Linked DNA regions of Homo sapiens: region 2 is linked to region 1. The links are chromatin contacts, found by Hi-C or POLR2A ChIA-PET in ENCODE. All regions are on one chromosome and are shown on one strand. Each heading gives the region's core, a stretch centred on a gene start or an enhancer-like site at or near the end of the contact. The rest is flanking DNA. Distances are from core to core; before and after follow the strand shown.

Evidence for each region. Hi-C counts contacts between places; a loop is a spot of excess contacts on that map. ChIA-PET counts read pairs that join two places held with the same protein, here RNA polymerase II (POLR2A). Pooled maps may share reads with other maps.
Region 2: a pooled map shows a loop between it and region 1 (7-fold over the local background). The contact joins the promoter of LARP4 here to the promoter of KANSL2 in region 1. A Hi-C loop is called at or near these places in 1 of 168 maps with a recorded cell type or tissue (transverse colon) and 6 of 50 pooled maps. POLR2A ChIA-PET finds 5 or more read pairs at or near these places in 1 of 52 experiments (CD8-positive, alpha-beta T cell).

What each region holds. Positions count from the first base shown.
Region 1 is chr12:48,680,364-48,686,292 of GRCh38, forward strand. It overlaps KANSL2 (KAT8 regulatory NSL complex subunit 2), which reads right to left and starts at 1,875. Exons shown (of 10, transcript NM_017822.4): 1 at 1,824-1,875; 2 at 1,019-1,278. The coding sequence starts at 1,269. RefSeq lists an enhancer at 1,573-1,842 and silencers at 1,923-2,132, 2,173-2,222.
Region 2 is chr12:50,398,119-50,403,454 of GRCh38, forward strand. It overlaps LARP4 (La ribonucleoprotein 4), which reads left to right and starts at 2,767. Exons shown (of 16, transcript NM_052879.5): 1 at 2,767-2,910. The coding sequence starts at 2,893.

The DNA.
Region 1 (5,929 bases), core at 625-3,124:
TAATCTTCTGTAGAGACGGGGTCTCACTGTATTGCCTGGGTTGGTCTCCAACTCCTGGCCTCAAGTGATCCTCCTCCCGTGGCCTCCCAAAGTGCTGGGATTACAGGCATGAGCCACTGCGACCAGCCAGGGACACAATTTTAAAACTATAAGATACGTAAAAAATTATCTAGTCAGGTTATGTTTTTGCATGGATACCTTTGCATACATGATGAAAACTATGAAGCCTCTTACAGAAGAATACACACATATATAACTTTGCATGTTATTTAACAAAATTCATGGACAGCCAAATAGAGCCACACACCCCTCCATTAAGAAGAATTTTAGGGGCCAGGTGCGGTGGCTCACTCCTGTAATCCCAACACTCTGGGAGGCCGAGGCGGATGGATCACCTGAGGTCAGCAGTTCAAAACAAGCCTGGCCAACATGGTGAAACCCCGTCTCTACTAAAAAGTACAAAAATTAGCCGGGCATAGTGGCGCACGCCTTAAGTCCCAACTACTTAGGAGGCAGGAGAATCGCTTGAACCTGGAAGGAGGAGGTTGCAGTGAGCCGAGATCTCCACTGCACTCCAGCCTGGGGAATAAAGCAAGAATCTGTGCGCCGCCCCCCCGCCAAAAAATTAACTTTAGGGCCGGGCGCGGTCGCTCACGCCTGTAATCCCAGCACTCTGGGAGGCCGAGATGGGAGGATACCTTGAGGCCAGGAGTTTGAGACCGGCCTGGTCAAAATAGCAAGACCCCATCTCTCTTAAAAAAAAAAAAAAAAAAAAAAAGACTAATTTAGAATATGCCTTTATTTTACAGATAAGGGAAAAGAACCAAAGAGGTGAACTAAGTAATCCAACTCAAGGGTCTTTCCAGTCTTCACCGTTTTTTCAGTTTTCCAAGGATACAACCATAACCCCAAATTTACAAGGACAAAATCTCAAACGCGGCAGCTATGCTGAAGCCCGCATCATATCACATACCCCCTCGCTTTAAGAAAAACGACATATATATCTATACATATATACCCATCTTTCTTCTCTGGCTTTGGGGCAGCATTGGGACATCTTTTTCCATTCTTCGTCGATATATAACTACACTGCTTGAAGGGTGCATTCTTGTCTTCAAGGATATGCTTAATGCAAAACTCCTGCCCCTCCAGACGAGGGTGAGAGCATGGACGATGAGTGAATGCACAAGACAGAGGTTCCTGAGACCTGGGCACTGGAGTGATCCTCCCCCGATTGGTTGGCAAGACGTGAATCCGAATCCTGTTCATAACCAAAACCTGCGGGGTCAAACGAAAGACCAAAAAGCCCTTACCCTTCCCGAAAATTCCTGCTCCACACAGATCGCGCGGACAGTTTCCAAAGGACATGCAGAAGTCGTCCCCGTAAGGTACGCTCCGTAAGTCCCCGCCGCCCTCCCCAAGTCTCCACAGGCATCTGTGGCTTTGCCTCCCTTTAGCGTGTCCCTCCATGCCCGGCCCCACCCCGAACCACACCACGCTGAATGTATCTTCAGGACTCGCACAGCTGCAGCACGAAGGGAAGCGACAACACCAGCCCCACGCGGCGGCCACGCCGCCTCCCCGCACGCCGCCTTTGTCCCGGCCTGCCTCAGAGCGCACGACTGGGCCTGGCCTCGGAAGCCTATGCGAGCGCCATTTTGTCCTACGGCTCCAGTCACCGGAGATCCTGGCTCCTGGAAGCCTGCAGGAAGGAGACTGACTCTGACACTGCTTTGAGGCGGAGTAGCAGCTCTGAGCTGACAAAAAGAGCGAAATAGCAGCCCAACCGCAAGAGCTTAGAGGAAAGAGCACCGCCATCTTACCTCAGGAGCTGCGCTGCGCCGCACTCTGCCGCGCCGCTCGCCCTTCTCTAGTGGCGCCAGCGGCTCTCAGATCGGCCTCGCCCCTTTCCGGACTCCTGGCTACTCATTGGCTACCGCTCGTATGACAGGATGTCGCCATTGGCCGAGACCAACTACCTATCGTGTCTGGGAGGGCGGAGCGCTGAGAAAATGCGAGGTTGGGGTGGCTAAGACAGACTGTCTGTCAGCAACTCCGCCCGGAGGAGAGTGAGCCGGGGAAGGGGGCGGAGAGCGGGCTGCGGGGCGGGTTGCCAGCTAATATTTTTCCACCTTGCAGCGTGGCTCGTTTTCCGGCTACTTTTGGACCCTCAGTCTGTGGTCCTAGGCTGCTGTTCCCTCACCACTGTACACAGCTAGTATAAAATCAGACAGACAGGCCGGGCGCGGTGGCTCACGCCTGTAATCCCAACACTTTGGGAGGCTGAGGCTGGCAGATCACCTGAGGTCGGGAGCTCGAGTCCAGCCTGAGCAACATGGAGAAACGCCGTCTCTACTAAAAATACAAAATTAGCCGGGCGTGGTGGTGCACGCCTGTAATTCCAGCTACTCGGGAGGCTGAGACAGGAGAATCTCTTGAACCTGGGAGGCGGAGATTGCGGTGAGCCGATATCGCGCCATTGCACTCCAGCCTGGGCAACAAGAGCGAAACTCCGTCTCAAAAAAATATATAAATAAAAAATAAATCAGACAGAGGCTGGAGGATCACTGTTTACACATAAAAAGTCTTTAGCTTTCTTTTGTGAACAGTTCAATACATGTACTGAACATTTGGTATAGAGAACACTGAGAAACATTTTTTGGGTGTTTACTGATTCTGGGAATTACATGTATAAAGTCATTGAATTTTTCAAAGCAACCCTAAGAGGTACAGGTTAGTATTATGTCCATTTTACAGATAAGAGGACTGAGGAACAGAATGGGACCATAGCTATTAAATGGGAAAGGAAGACGAATTTGAACCCAGCCCGCATTCTTTATCCCTTATTGCCTCTTATATAGTAAAGAGCATTGGACTGAGAATAAGGAAATATTTGTTCTAGTTTAGGGCTGCTTCTCATAACTGTGTGCCCTGTCTTTAAAATTCCATGCTAAATAATGCAGGTATCATAAAAATGACAGACACAATACCAATCATACCATCCTTTAAGGATTTTTAGTTTAAAAGCATCTTTCTGTCATCTCCACCACTTGTAGAAATGATTCCTAGCTTTCTTCCCATAACCCTTCTAGACATTTTTTGCTTTCCAGCATCTCTTATCTCCTCACTGTCAGTTTAAGAAAGATGTTTTATCCATGCCTAACGAGCAAGTGAGCATGAGTCCCAGTGGAAGTGAACATAAAGATTCCACAGCCCTCAAGAAAAACACTAAGGCTGGGCGTCATGGTTCACCACTGTAATCCCAGCACTTTGAAAAGCTGAGGTGGGAAGATCACCTGAGCTCAGGAGTTCGATCCCAGCCTGGGCAATATGGAGACACCTCATCTCAAATAAATAAATAAATAAATAAATAAATAAATAAATAAATACACTATAGGACCGATAAATTATTAAAAAAAAAAAAAAACCTTGGGGGTTGTGCTGTTTCCAGAGACTAGAGCAGCCCTAGAAGAAGGCCTGAAATTCATTCATTCAACGAATATTTATTGAGCACCTAAGTGCCAGGAGAGAACAAGGAAGATAACCCTGCTCTCTTGGAGTGAACATTCTAGGATAGCTTTGGATTATGGATGCAATACAAACATAATATTAATAACAATGATTTATATACATAAGCAAACAGACCAACCCTCAGGAGTACGAAAAAAGATGTTTTGTTATAAACACCCTATAATTAAAAAACAGCCAGAGGCAGTCATGTCACAGAAAATTTGGGAATCCGAATCTGCAACCAAATGTAGTAATATCAAAAAGCAACATTAAAACTACTGTAGTGAACAATATGAAGAGACACAGGAATAGATGGGGAAGAAACAAAAGACTTTCTTTCAATGAATTTACTGAAGGTCTTAGTTGAAAAAAGAATCCTTCTTGTAAGTCCAAGACAGACAAAACATTACTATTTAGAACCACTTCTTTTTTTTTTTTTTTTTTTTAGCGGGAGTCTTGCTCTGTCGCCCCGGCTGGCTGGAGTGCAGTGGCGCGCGATCTCGGCTCACTGCAACCTCCGCCTCCTGGGTTCAAGGGATTCTTCTTCCTCAGCCTACCCCCCAAGTAACTGGGACAACAGGTGTGCGCCACCATGCTCGGCTAATTTTTTTATATTCTTAATAGAGACAGGGTTTCACCATATTGACCAGGCTGGTCTCCAACTCCTGACCTCGTGATCTGCCCACCTCAGGCTCCCAAAGTGCTGGGATTACAGGCGTGAGCCACCATGCCCGGCCTAGAACCACTTCTAAGTGAAAGGAGGGAGCAGATATTAAGAGCTCAAGATGTCAGCAAATTCTTTGTTCTGTTTAACAAAGTAGATGGCTTTTTTTTTTTTTTTGAGATGGAGTCTTGCTCTGTTGCCCAGGCTGGAGGTAGATGGTTATTTTTAATTCACTGAACACTTTGTAGCTATTGAAGAGGTTAAAGTAGACCAGAAGCTATTTGTAAATAGGGATTAGGAAACTAGAGTTTGGGGGGCTAATCCTAGAGAAAAGTGAGAAAAAAGATGAAAACGGCTGGGCGCAGTGGCTCACGCCTATAACCACAGCACTTTGAGAGGCCGAGGCGGGTGGATCACCTGAGGCGAGGAGTTCAAGACCAGCTTGGCCAACATGGTAAAACCCCATCTCTACTAAAAGTACAAAAACTAGCCAGGTGTGGTGGCATGTGCCTTAATCCCAGCTACTTGGGAGGCTGAGCAGGAGAATCATTTGAACCCAGGAGGCAGAGGGTGCAGTGAGCCAAGATTGTGCCACTGTACTCCAGCCTGGGTGACAGAGCAAGACTGTCTCCAAAAAAAAAAAAAAAAAGTTATCAAAGACCTTCACCTTGCTAATTCTAATGAAGTTTTCAGGCATCATCTTATTAGACCACTTTGCAATGTCTAACACACTTGGCCACTCCTCCTCCTTAGAACTCTATACTCTTTCTAGATCTCCATACTCTTCCTAGTTTCCCATCTACATCAGTCACCCACTCTCTGTCTCGTTTCTCTTTTCCCCAATTCTAAACACTGAACATTTCTATTTTCTACTACTACTTCCTTAGTTATCTCACTCTGTTTCATCCCATTCATAAGCTGTTATCTCCCAAATGCATATATCCAGCCTGGATCCCTCCTTTGAACTTGACTCTCTAGTCATCTGTCCAGTAGGCATCTCCACTTGGATGTCTAATTGGCATTTCAAATTTAATGTTAAAGCCAACCTCCCGCTACTCCCGTAGTCATCTCTACCTGAGTATATGACAACCCCAACCTTCCAGTTGGTCAGGACAAACACTGGGAGTTATCCTTCACTTCCTTCTCTTCCACCTCATAGCAAATCCTATTAGCTCCATCTTCAAGCTGTATCACTTCTCGGCTGAGCAAGGTGGTTCACACCTGTAATCCCAGCACTTTGGGAGGCTGAGGCGGGTGGATCACCTGAGGTCAGGAGCTCAAGATCAGCCTGGCCAACATGGTGAAACCCTGTGTCTACTAAAAATACAAAATTAGCCGGGTGTGGTGGCACATGCCTGTAATCCCAGCTACTTGGGAGGCTGAGGCAGGAGAATCGCTTGAACCTGAGAGGCGGAGGTTGCAGTGAGCTGAGATCACGCCATTCCATTCCAGCCTGGGCAACAAGAGCAAAACTCCATCTCAAAGAAAAAAAAAAAAGATACATCACTTCTCATTACCTTGGGTACTTCCAACCTGTCCAAGCCACCCTCATCTCTTACCTAAATTGTGAGAGCTCCTTGCCCTTGACTCCTATGATCTATTTTCAACACAGCAGCCCAAATGAACATTTTAAAACCTAAGTTGGATGTCATTTCCCTTCTCAAAACTTTCCAATAGCGTCTGTTCCATTCACTGTCTTTATACAAGGTCCTGTTGTATCTGGCTTTCTATTGCCTCTCTAACCTCATATCCTGC
Region 2 (5,336 bases), core at 1,517-4,016, 1.7 Mb after region 1:
CTCCCGAGTAGCTGGGACTACAGGCGCCCGCCACCACACCCGGCTAGTTTTTTGTATTTTTTAGTAGAGACGGGGTTTCACCATGTTAGCCAGGATGGTCTCGATCTCCTGACCTCGTGATCTGCATGCCTTGGCCTCCCAAAGTGCTGAGATTACAGGTGTGAGCCACTGCACTCGGCCTACACCTGGCTAATTTTTTATATTTTTGGTAGATATAGGGTTTCACTGTGTTGGCCAGGCTGGTCTCAAACTCCTCAAGTGATTCACTCACCTCGGCCTCCCAAAGTTTAGTTGTCAACTAAACTAAATTTGCATTATTCTTTCTCTCTCACTTGCATCTTTTATGCAGCATGGAATTCATCAATCAGCAACTAGACATGAAGGCTTTTCTTTGAGACAAAATCTCACTCTGTCACCCAGGCTGGAGTGCAGAGGCACGATCTAGGCTCACTGCAAGCTCCGCCTCCCAGGTTCACGCCATTCTCCTGCCTCAGCCTCCCAAGTAGCTGGGACTACAGGCGCCCACCACCACGCCCGGCTAATTTTTTGTATTTTTAGTAGAGAAAGAGTTTCACCGTGTTTGCCAGGACAGTCTCGATCTCCTGACCTCGTGGCCTCCCAAAGTGCTGGGATTACAGCCATGAGCCACCACGCCTGGCCATGAAGGCTTCTTAAAGTCAATTTTTAAATCCTGCTTCCCTTTCAATTCGACAAGCATTTGTTGAAACACTATGCAGCTTACATTATCCTAAACTGAAGAATATATGATAGGGTTCCTGTGAAGAAACTAAAACAAAAAAGAAAAGATTTAAGATAGAATATAATAATCAAGTGCTAATAAGGGACACGAAGAAGAGATCTGTAGAAGCAGAATCTTTGAGAAAACCTTATGGAGAGAGAAGGTTGATTGACAAATGGAGGCAATCCAGGTAGGGGCAACACCTTGAGCCATGGCTTTGGCGGTGAGTGCTAATGAGTTTGCATCTTAGGGGGAAAGTAAGGAGATTGGTTTAATCACTGAGATGACTTCACGGGAATTTACTGAGGACCACATTAGGGTGGGCCTGAGATAACAGATATCAGCAATTTGGTGGTGGAATTAATTTGGTATCTGAGGAGATTCCATTTGCGGCAAAGCAAGGAGGATTTCATGAGATCAGAATGGCAAAGTCTTGAAATCAAGTAACAGTGGTTTGGTGAAAATGAAACCTTCACTTTGGGAAGATTTTTTAAATAATAGAATGGAAAAATCCATTGGAAAAGATCAAGACATGATTATTTCATTTTTATTTATTATTATTATTTTTTAGAGACAGAGTCACACTCTGTCACCCAGGCTTGAGTGCAGTGGCGTGATCTTGGCTCACTGCAACCTCTGCCTCCCAGGTTCTAGCAATTCTCCTGCCTCAGCCTCCCACGTAGCTGGGACTACAGGCACACACTGCCATGCCTGGCTAATTTTTTGTATTTTACTAGAGATGGCATTTCACCATGTTGCCCAGGCTGGTCTTGAACTCCTGAGCTAAGGCAATCCACCCGCCTCGGCCTCCCAAAGTGCTAGAATTACAGGCGTGAGCCACGGTGTCCGGCCAATTTTTATTCGTTACTATTATTATTACTATATTTGAGACAGAGTCTCACTCTGTCACCCAGGCTGGAGTGCAGTGGCGCGATGTTGGCTCACTATTAACTCCACCTCCTGGGTTTAAGCGATTCGCCTGCCTCAGCCTCCCGAGTAGCTGGGATTACAGGTGTGCACCACCACACTTGGCTAATTTTTGTATTTTTAGTAGAGATGGGGTTTTACCATGTTGGCCAGGCTGGTCTTGAACTCCCGACCGCAAGTGATCCGCCCGCCTCAGCTTTCCAAATTGCTGGGATTATAGGCGTGAGCCACCCTTCCCAGCCAAGACATGATTATTTCAAAAGATGAGTGTTTGAACTAGGACATACAAGTGGGAGCGATCTATCCTACTACATATTGCTAAAGACAATAAGGAATTTGGACCATCTAACAAAAATTATAGATAATTTTAAAAATTTTGTTTTTATTGTATTTCGTTTGAATTAATGACAGAACGTCAAAGAAGACACTGTCCAGATTAAGTGTTATTACTGGTATATTAAGCGGTGACATGGGTAATTAATTCAAATGAGCCTGGGGCAAAGTTCTTTAAAGGGAAACCCGACCTCCTAGAGGGCTTCTTCAACTGTAAAATGGGGATGATAATAATAGTGTTTATTGCATAGAATTGTTTTAAGATCAATTAACATAAAATGCTTAGTATAGTGCCAAACACAATGTAAGCATTTAATATACATTAGCTGCTATTAACATATTTGCTAGTATCATAGTTTTTTGTTTTTTTTTTCTTGTCTACTTTTCTTCTGTGAGCCACCACTTTTCGGCAGGGTTGGTTTGTTCAGTACACTTCGCCAAGGTCGGCTTTAAAAATCAAATCTAGATTGTGAACTATGAAAACTGCGGAATTATCAGTGCTGTGTAGCTATCTGACAAGTGATAAAATGTGTCATTACGATTTTTACACATCCCCGTGCCACAGAATGGCGTCTCCTTCTAATCGTTCCCCCCGACAGATGATAGTACATCCCACACTGCTGCTGGAAAAGATAGTGCAAAAGTTGAGCGCGCCGAGGGCTCTCTTTTCTCCCGGAAACAATTTTTCCCTAGACCCGGAAGCAGTTGTTGTTTCAAGGGAGGTGGGACTGGGCGGGTCAGGCCGCAGCGGCTGACGGCAGGGGAGGAGCCGGGTCCACTGCCGGGTGGAGGGGCAAGGCGAGTGTGTGTCCTTATCCTAGCAATTGGGGCGCGGGCCTGTGAGCCAGTTGGAGTTGCGGCGGCGGGAACGATTGGGCTGAGCAGAGGACGACATGTTGCTTTTCGTGGAGGTGAGTGCATTATGCTAGTCTCGTCCTGCTCTTAGGAGAGCAGGAGTGTAGAGGCGCCGGCCGGTCCCACCGCCATGTGACTTTCCGGGCCGTACACGCCGCGGAACCGGCAGATAGGCTGACACAGCACCTGGGCCGAGCAGGCCTGCAGCTTCCCTCTGCGCGCTCACAACACTCTAGGAAGCTATGGGAGGTGAGGCCCGTAGTGGAGAAGAATTGAAGGAGAAAAACGGAGGGCTGTTCTGGTGTGGCGGTGAGGTTCAGAGGAAGGGGAAAGTGTCCCATATGGACCTCCTAAAGGAGGCAGCATTGGGGGGTTGGGGGGCGGAGTCTGAGGGAGGAGAGGGTAATCAGGTGGGCGCGTTCCGGGGGCCGAGCGCGGCCTCGCGGGGCCCCTCTGGGAGGGAGGCGAGCAACATGTGGGGCCACGGATGGAGAAAGGTGAAATGCGGTAAGTATTTTGAAAAGAAAATTGAAAAGTTCTTTTGAGCAACTTCCACCAAATTCTGCCCGGGCCCCGTCCCTAGGTCTCTGGAACGTTCTGTGGGTGAAAGCGAGTTACTTTGAATCGAGGAGAAGCCAGTAGGGTTTGGAAGCCTTGAAAGGCACCGCTTTGACCTTTTGTAAAAGTTACTCAAGCAGCAGCTGCGTGATGAAGGGTTGGTTCTATGAACCGATTAAAAGCCCTTTACAAGGAAAATTCCAAGAATGAGGGAAACTTATTCCGGGAAAAGCCGTTTTTTGTAATGTTATTTGAACAATGAGACACTTTTATTACTTAAACTAGAACGTCTGCTGTTGGCCTATTTTAGTTTTCAAGATAGAGTTGGATACCTGCCTTACAGAAATACGAAATTTAATTTCCCTTAATTCTGTCCTCTTGTGTGCAGTGAGCGTCAGCTGACTGCCTGGCTAATGCTTTGAGTAGATTCCAGATCATATTGTTCTTACATTGTGAAAACGTCAAACCAGCAAAGCTGCAACTTCGCAACTTGGCATTTGTTAACTATGCCCATAAGAAGAATCTTTTCAATGAGGGAAGGAATTTACGGGTTGTATAATGAATCTAGGAGCCGGGGCCAGCCTATGGCAGATTTTTTTTTCCGGGTTGTGGGAAAATCTTACTCCGTAATATTCCAGCATAAAGTAAATAAATGATTTTACGGTTTTTTTTTCTCTTTAAACTAACTGATATTGTGTCGCCGATAAGCTTGATATCTTTAAATTAGTTTTTTAAAAGACTGCTACATTAGAGTGTATCTAACATTCATAATAAACATTCATTGGAACATTCCGGGGAAATCATGAAAAGACTTAAAATTACTGAACTCATTCTGTTTACTGTTTTCTGTCCTCATTGTTGTTTTCCTTAGGCAGAATAAGAAATCAGATAAGATTTTAAGCCAGTGCCAGCCAGTTTTTTTAAGGAATGTTATGCTATGTAAATACCACAGGTTTTAAGTGTGTGTTTTGCTGGGCAGAAGAAAGATTGTGAAGTTTATATTGACAGGAACTCCACAATATACTTTTGACTTCCAAATTGATTCCTTTGGCTTTATTAAAATGTAAGTTTTAATAACAGCTCCATTTATTGTTTAAACTAGGTCTTCTCCTGTCTCTAAAGCGATACTTAATATGTTTTACAGATGACAAAACCGAGCCCCAGAGGTTAAAGTAACTTTACTTAGTAAAAGTAAAGTAGTTTAACTGGGATTTAGATCCAGGTCATGCTGATGTCAAATCATGGACGGGATGTTAGCAATTCAGGCCTGTCCGACTCCCCAGGTTAGACAAATTCTATCGTATCTCTCGCCAAACTAGTGTTTAAAAGTTGTATCTCCATTAATCATTTTCTTTGTGAGTCACTATGTCATTCTTCATTTTCTCATATGAGTTTTATTGAAAATTAACTGTCTTTAAATATTTGGGGCTGAATATGTGGTATTAAAATCAGTGAAAAACAACATGTTGGTCGTTTGGCGTTTTGTTAACTAATATTTGATCCCTGTAACCTCATGATAGAGGAATTATTCTCAGTGAGAGAACCAAAGCTCAGAAGTTAGATGTCTAAGGTCATTCAAGTGTAAATAATGTGGGGGCTAAAGTCTGAAGTCTGACTTCTAGAACATAAATTTCTGGCTTCAAAATTATTTTTGTACTTTCCCATAAGTCAAAGGTTCTTAATCTAGGTTTTTGGATAGAATTGAGGAAGTAAGTACCTAAGCTTGGTTGAGGAAAAAAATTTGCGTGTTTATTTTCTCTAGCTTCTAACTGAAATCTAAATGGAAAAGAAGTGAAAATTCTTTAAATGTTAATGGCAGCAACAGTGTATGTGACCTTGTCACCAAGACAAATCACTTTTTTACATGTATTACAGCTTTTGCAGTTATCTTGAAATATTTATGCTCATTACTTGCTATATGTCA